3 separate regions of the Homo sapiens genome follow, and regions 2 and 3 are each linked to region 1. A link is a loop called in an ENCODE intact Hi-C map of the cell type or tissue named here. Cell type or tissue: ascending aorta. All regions are shown on one strand.

The links. A loop is a pair of places that touch in the nucleus more often than their neighbours do. Peaks named below come from ENCODE experiments on the same cell type or tissue, not always from the same donor. Only the 100,000 strongest peaks of a DNase experiment are listed, where the experiment ranks them.
Region 2: it touches region 1 in a loop (3-fold over the local background); 66 of 110 quality-filtered maps call a loop at or near these places.
Region 3: it touches region 1 in a loop (2.7-fold over the local background); 5 of 110 quality-filtered maps call a loop at or near these places.

The regions. Positions count from the first base shown.
Region 1 is chr11:12,280,956-12,283,455 of GRCh38, forward strand. It overlaps a transcript of MICAL2 not described here. Among named protein-coding and RNA genes, the nearest start is that of PARVA, 95 kb to the right of the region's middle. In ascending aorta, a CTCF peak has its summit at 1,085 (motif pointing left); DNase peaks (open chromatin) are centred at 306, 1,056 and 1,386; H3K27ac peaks cover 986 bases.
Region 2 is chr11:11,797,904-11,800,403 of GRCh38, forward strand. No RefSeq gene overlaps it. Among named protein-coding and RNA genes, the nearest start is that of MIR8070, 16 kb to the left of the region's middle. In ascending aorta, a CTCF peak has its summit at 1,097 (motif pointing right); a DNase peak (open chromatin) is centred at 1,108.
Region 3 is chr11:11,968,919-11,971,418 of GRCh38, forward strand. The region is part of intron 3 of DKK3 (dickkopf Wnt signaling pathway inhibitor 3); the gene reads right to left. Among named protein-coding and RNA genes, the nearest start is that of DKK3, 38 kb to the right of the region's middle. RefSeq lists enhancers at 1-195, 196-819, 820-1,443. In ascending aorta, a CTCF peak has its summit at 1,078; DNase peaks (open chromatin) are centred at 93 and 1,093; H3K4me3 peaks cover 593 bases; H3K27ac peaks cover 1,449 bases.

The sequences.
Region 1 (2,500 bases):
GTGGCAGCGAGGGCTCCCACACAGAACCCTGTGAAGAGAAACCCTGGCGGCCAGGATCCCCGCATCTACCGCACACGTCCCTAGGGGAGGCCCTGAGCAGGGCAGTCTCTCCACAGTGCCCTGAGGAGCCCAGAGCTGTGCACGGTAAGCAGAGAGCCCACCAGGCTTGATTCTGGGAAGTGGGGAGGGAACAGAGACCCCCACAGCTGAATTTCCCTCTTGGAGGACCAGGTGACAGGAAGCCTCGCCCTCAGGCTTCAAGGCGGTGGGGCTAGGACCTTTGGGGAGTGGGACGCAAGTGGCAGTGAAGGGACTTGAACCAGGCCTGGCTTCCCTCTCCATGAGAAGCTTTGGAATCCCAGTGGGGAAGACATCACGGGGACTGGCTGGCTGTGGTTGGTCACAGGCTGGCAGGGATCAGGGGCCCGCAGGTCTCTCTTGCCTGGAGTGATCGCTCTCCTGCCTCCTGTATGGGCACCTCCTTAGGGGCCCCTCCAGCATCCCATAGCCCCTGAGGGAAGGGAGCTGGGTCCAGCTGCTGTTGGACAACATGCAGCCCTGGATGGCATCATCTCCCTGGGACCACCTGCACAGCACCGGGGCCATTACCAGTGTTTGGGGCTTGTGGGATGCACCCAAACTTCTACACAACAATTAATACACTTTTACTGCATACCTGTAATGGGCCAGGACTTTTCCCATACGTGTGGTCATCCCAGGATGACCCTGTGGGGTAACTAGTGCGAAGCCTGTTTCACAGGTGAGCAAACAGGCTGAGTGGTCTCCCGAAGTCTCAGCCAGTGCTGGTGCCACCCTCCAGCCACCACTGCCCAAGCTCTGGCTTACTAAGAGGTAGCTGTCTTTAGCAGCCCAGCTTGTGTTTAATACAAAGTTGACCTGGAACTGAGTGTTTTGATTCAGTCAACAATTTGGGACCAAATCGTCTGATTTATGGGTAACTTCTGGACGAGCCTGGGAAGAAACAGTCTAACCTGACGGAAACTTGCTGCCCAATGGCCCCACAGCCTTAGTTGCCCTGGGAGAGCTGGAGCTCAACTTGTCCTGCATCGCCACCTGGTGGTCATGAGCAGAATTGCCACCTGGTCCGTGAAATGTTTTCAGGAGTGATGGTTTCCCAGGAAGACGAGGGCTGGGGCGGAAAGAACTCATATAGATATTTTTAAATCCTGGAATTGTTGAATTTACTCTAGAAATGTTGAATTTTACCCTCATTTTTTAAAAAAGTGACACTTTTTAAAAAGGACAGATTATCATCCAAACACATTTGTTAAGTACCATTTGTGGGGCTGTGCAGAAAGGCTCAGCACTGGCACTGAACTGAGTACTCTCCTGTGCCCAGCTGGGTCCAGCCCCACCTCTGGTTACTGCGTGGCCTTGGTGTACCCTTCCATCCCCCTGGGCTCCAGCTCCCCATTTCCAGATATGAAGTTGGCCTGCCTTTCATCCCTTCCCTCCATTTCCCCTCCAATTGCCAGACGGTTTTAGGCAACTTACAAGAAAAACATAAAACAAAATTGTACATTTATAAATATGAAAGATCAAGCCTCAAAATCAGGTCTAACAAAACCAGTTTAGGAGGGATAGACCCCAGAGAGGCAGACCATAATCCTAAACAGTTGCTCTAATTGAATCATAAGTTTGATTCTGAGTTTTCTAGCTTCCAGCATTTAAAAGGAAACACAGAACATCGTTACTCTCATTGTTTATGAGGAAAACATATATTGGTTTGCAGCAGGTCTCTGAGTAGGCACAACTTCTCCTAATGCTTAACTCTGTAGTTTCTGGCTCATACCAAATAGATGATATTGAGAAATGTGTTCGATCATGTCTTAACAGTTCCTCAGAAAATGCAGCCTTAGTATTCTCGAGGCTGTTTCTTACAGCAACCCTTGCTGGAAGGTGAGGGCATGACAAAAAAACATGACTCAGTGATAGCAGTTTTCTTAGCGGGATGGGGTTGTGTTGGGAGACTAGTTGGGTTGGGTAGTGAAGCCAAAGCATTTTGTTTCTGACAGTCCAGTTTAACGCCAGAATAAAATACAGAGTAGGTAAGTGGGTAGAATGCGTGACTCTCAAACAATTCTTTGTCGAGTTAGTCTTCATCAGTCATTGTTTTATCATTGCTAGGTGGACCACATTGTACAGTTAAGCTCTCTGGCACAGGTCTAAGTGCTGTGCTTTGTGCTGCTGGTTATGGTAACCCCATCACTTTACCAAATAATGCAGGGTTGACCCTTTGTGTGGGTTTTATGGAGCTTCATTAACCACAATTCTCACCTGGATAAATGCCTCCAAGGTAGACCAAGGGAATGCCAGACAAGACCAGGATATTGCTTTGAAAAGACTCCTGGTTGCAGTGTGGAGTTTAAAAAAAAAAAAAAAAAAAGACTCTACGTTGGTCCAGCCATGCTCATAGAAGCATTATTCACATTAGCCAAAAGGGGGAAACAAATCAAATGTTCAACAGACAAATGGATAA
Region 2 (2,500 bases), 480 kb before region 1:
AGGGTTTTTATGGTTTTAGGTCTAACATTTAAGTCTTTAATCCATCTTGAATTAATTTTTGTGCAAGGTGTAAGGAAGGGATCCAGTTTCAGCTTTCTACATATGGCTAGCCAGTTTTCCCAGCACCATCTATTAAATAGGGAATCCTTTCCCCATTGCTTTTGTCAGGTTTGTCAAAGATGAGATGGTTGTAGATGTGTGGTATTATTTCTGAGGGCTCTGTTCTGTTCCATCGGTCTATATCTCAGTTTTGGTACAGTACCATGCTGTTTTGGTTACTGTAGCCTTGTAGTATAGTTTGAAGTCAGGTAGTGTGATGCCTCCAGCTTTGTTCTTTTTGCTTAGGATTGTCTCGTCAATGCGGGCTCTTTTTTGGTTCCATATGAACTTTAAAGTAGTTTTTTCCAATTATGTGGTGAAAGTCATTGGTAGCTTGATGGGGATGGCATTAAATCTATAAATTACCTCTGGCAGTATGGCCGTTTTCACGATATTGATTCTTCCTATCCAGGAGCATGGAATGTTCTTCCATTCAATTATTTGTCTATGAGTCTCATAATCCCCACCAGATTGTGAGTTTGTGGAAGGTGGGGGCAATGATTCATCTCAGAATTTGCCACAGCACTTGCCACAGCACTTAACACCTAGTATATGGTAGGTATTTATTGGCTTAATTTATTAAGTCTCTAAGTAAATGAATGTATTCGCCAAACTGACTGTTGGACTACTTGAAATTCACAGAGCTCAGAGCAGCTAAACCTTGAAAGTAGATAAAAATCACCAGGAGACCTGGCTCACCTGGGTCTCATTCTGATCCAGTCAAAGGTTGTCATTATGTACAGCAACCTTGCTTTTTGTCCCTGGGGAGCACTCCAGGCTAACCCATCCCACTGGCACCAAAGCCCTTTCCCATCATCCCCACCACACCCTGGAAGCTTAGAACATGTCATTATCCTCCCTCATATGTCAGTCCACAAGATGCCAAGTAGATCCCTAACACTCCTTGCAGTGATAACAAGATAACATAGTGACAAAGTACTTTGAACTTCACAGGTTCCATTCACCCTGCAGTTATGGCTATTACCGTGCCCAGAAGCCACCACCAGGGGGCTCCAGCATGTCTCTGAAACCTGGCTGTTCAGTAAGTCTATGAGAAAGACTGGAGGAAAACTCCGAAGTCTTAATTTCCATTCCCAAGACACAGAAATGCTGGACAATCCCAACTGACCCCCTCACCCGAGAGCACAGCCGGGGAGGGTCCCAGGGCCCAATGAGGAACAAGTGCTTGTCTTGTCCCTGCAGATTTGAGAATCCTTGGGTGAGAATTATGTGGATTTCAAGTTTTCTAGGAAGGACAGGGAAGGAGGACTGGAAAATCAGAGCTGGTAGTTCAAATTTTTAGTCAGATCTGGTTACTTTCTCCCAAGGCAAGTAACCCAAGAAAGTACCAGAAATCTTACACTAGCTCCACTATATTATGGTTTAGTAGTATTAGTGTCAACATTAACATTGTTGAAAAATACAATTGCAATTTTTTGAGCACATGCTATACAACAGGCATTGTACTTTTTTCTCTGTACATGATATCATTTGACCCTCACGTTGCCCCTGTGAAGAATTATGATTATTAGGAAACTAAGGTTCAGAAGAATAAGTGATATCCCAAGGTCACATGGCTTCTAAAGGCCAGACAGTCCAAGGCAGAGTGGAGCACATGAGCAAAGACACAGAAACAGGGAAAGCAAAGTATTCACAGTGCCCTACAAGCAGCTGGGTATTCTTGGAGAATAAAACAAGAAGGACATAGAGACAGAGACCACCTATCACAACACAGAATATACTGTTAGGCTAATGACTTTATCATGCAAATGACTGAAAGCCTTTGAAGAGTTTTAAACAGGAGAGTGACATGCCAGACTTATGTTTTAGGAACTGTGGCAGAGAATGGATCGGAGAAAATAAGACTGAAGGCAGGAAGACCAGATGGAAACTGTTGAAGTAATAAAGAAATGATGACAGCTTTGTGCCTTCTCCATCTCTTTTATATGGAGGGACAGCCCTGGAATAGAAAAATGTTTAGGAGGTAAAATCAGCAGGTCTTGGTGAAGTATTACATAAGGTGTCAGCCTACGGCATCTCCAGCCTATTCTCCCATGCCTTGGACTGACGTATACAATCATCTTGTAAATGACCCATGTCAAATTGTGCAGAGAATACATGAATGAACAAAGCAAAGTTTCTGATGACCTTCTAGTTGGAGCAGACAATACCAAATAAACAAGAAAAATATCCAACAGAGATAAGTGTTATGCAGACAATTAAAATATGGTGATGTGATAGGTGTCGGGCTCCTTTAGAATGAGTGGTCAGGGAAACCTCTCTGAGATGTCATTTAGACTTTCTAAGGCCATGTGAAAATCAGGGAAAGAAGTGGCTTACGAGGTTGAAAAAATCCAAAGCAGGCCAGTGAAGCTAGAATAGAATGGGCAAAGGAGAAAAG
Region 3 (2,500 bases), 310 kb before region 1:
AGCAGAGGGGGCATCGCTAGGGACCCTGCCAGAAAGCCACAGCCCTGCCCACAGAGAGCGCCCTCAGGGTCCTGGGTCTAGGGTCCCTGCAAGAGGGAAAGGCAGCTGCCAGCTTGGAAATGAATTAGAGGAGGGTGGCTGGACTCCAGCCCTCCCAGCCCAGGTGCTGTCTCCTCATGGCTGCCAGCTCTGCCTGGCTGGAGAAACAGGGAGAGAAGGAGTGAGGGGAATCTGTCCACCCCAAGGCCTGAGTCACAGAACAGGGAGCCATGGCCGAGGGCACTGTGACCTGCCATGGTCGCCGGTCACTGGCAGAAGCAGGGCTGCTTCAGCTCCTGGACCTGCTGTCAGGCTCAGGCCTACGAACCGGCAGCTTTACAGCAGGGGAAGGAGGGCAGGGGAGGAGGGAACATGATGACAGGAATGGCCATTGATCGCCCTTTTGAGGTATCAGGCTTGACGGCCCTGATCTTGTTCAGTGACTCCTCCCAGCAGGAGGCAGGTAGGGACTGCCTTCTCTATATTGCCAGCCGGGAAATGGAGGCAGAGAGGTCCCTCCAAGATAATGTGACTAGTTCAGGGTGGAGGGTCTCTTTCCACCACCAGCCCTTGAGCCAAGGGGGTTCAGGGCTCCACATGTAGCAGCCAGTGGTGAGAAGGACCCTCCTGAGGCCTGGTATTCTGGGGCCCAGCAGACCTTCTGGAAGGGTCTTGAGGAAGGGAAGGACCGGCTCTCCCCTCTGACCCAGAGCATCCTCCCCATCCTGAATGCAGGTGTGGAGCCCCACCTGGAAGAGCCTGGCCGGGCAGGCCTGGACCTCCGGCAGCTGCCTCCAGTCCCCTTCCAGGGGCTCTGCTGCTCTGATCAACACTGCAAGTGCTGGCGGCCCAGCAACCAGGGTGCTCCCTTGCCAAGCATTGATGCTTTTGTTTCAGTTACTTTCCCAGCACCCCTTAAATGTCAGGCATGATACCATCGCTGTTTTTACGGATAAGAAAACCGAGGCTCCGAGTAGGGTGAACGGCCGCCCAAGTGAAGGGACTGAGTCTGAGCCAGAGCCCCAGCGGCCAGAGAAGTCCCAACAGGGCTGGGAACAAATCACAGACGCGCTTTGTCTCAGCCCAGCACACGCTCTTGTGCACAGACACAACTCAGGCTGCTCAGCCGGAAGCCTCCCGACGTTCTTTCCAAAGCAGAATGGCAAGAAAATGGAGTGGGAGGGACGACATTTGGGAGAAAGGAAGGGCCAACAGGCACAGAATCCCTTCTCTGAACCAGCCATATTTTGAGGGACTGGGGACACAAAGGTGAATGTGAGGAGGCCTCTGCCCTTAAGAAATTCGTAATTCAATTGGAAAAAGAGAGAGAGAAAGAGCAACCCAGTGGCAAAGGAGACAAAGGGTATGAACGGACAACTTAGAATAACAGAAATTTGCCTCTTCAAATAGAAAGGCGTTCAACCTCACCAATGAAATCAATCAAGAAATGCAACTTAAAAGAGCATAACACCATTTTTTTCACTTAGAATGGAAGAAATTAGAAAGGTTGAATGTCTCCATGGTGGGTGGAATAACAGCACCCCCAAAGATGTTCACATCCTATTCCCCGGAACCTGTGGGTATGTTATATTACATAGGAAGGGGAAATTAGAGGCAGAGGGAATGCAGGTTGCTAATCAGCTGACCTGAAGGTAGGGAGCGCACTCTGGATTATCCAGGAGCACCTACCTGACGGAATCACAAGGGACTTTAAAAATGGAAAAGGGAATAGAGGAAGAGACAGTGTCAGAGTGATATCATGCCAGGTGTCACAGACACTCCATTGGCCATCCCTGGCTTTGTAGATGGAAGGGGGGCCAGGGGCCAAGGAGCAGAATCTCTCTTAGAGCCTCCAGAGAGGAATGCAGCCCTGCCCACTCTTTGCTTTTAGCCCAGTGGGACTTGTGTTGGACTTCTGACCTCCAGAACTGGAAAACAGTAAATTTGTGTTGTTTTAATCCAGTAAATGTGTGGTAATTTGTTACAGCATCAATAGGAAACTAATAAAATATTCAATGTTAGTTTCAGGAAATAGGCATTGCCAAATGCTTTGGGGTAATTAAAATTGAAGATTTTTTTTTTTTTTTTTTGCAGGCAATCCATCAGCATCTATCAAATAGTTAAATGTATATGTCCTTTGACCCAATCATTTCCCTTCCTGGTGACTACCCTCAGAAACACTTGTCCATATATGTAAATATCTGAGAACAAGTGTGTTTAAGGCTATATCGTTATATTATTTATAATCCAGAAATAACAAAAATGTCCAACCAGAGGGAACTGATTATTGTACAGTCATTTCACAGAAAAATCCCTCCATGCAGACATTAAAAAGAATGCAGTTGTTCTTTGCATAATGATTTCTAAAACAAGCAAGGGTTAGAACCATAAACAAAAGCAGGGAAATTTTGAAACCATAAGCTTTTGTAAAGCCCTTCTGTAAAGCAGAATAATACCACAC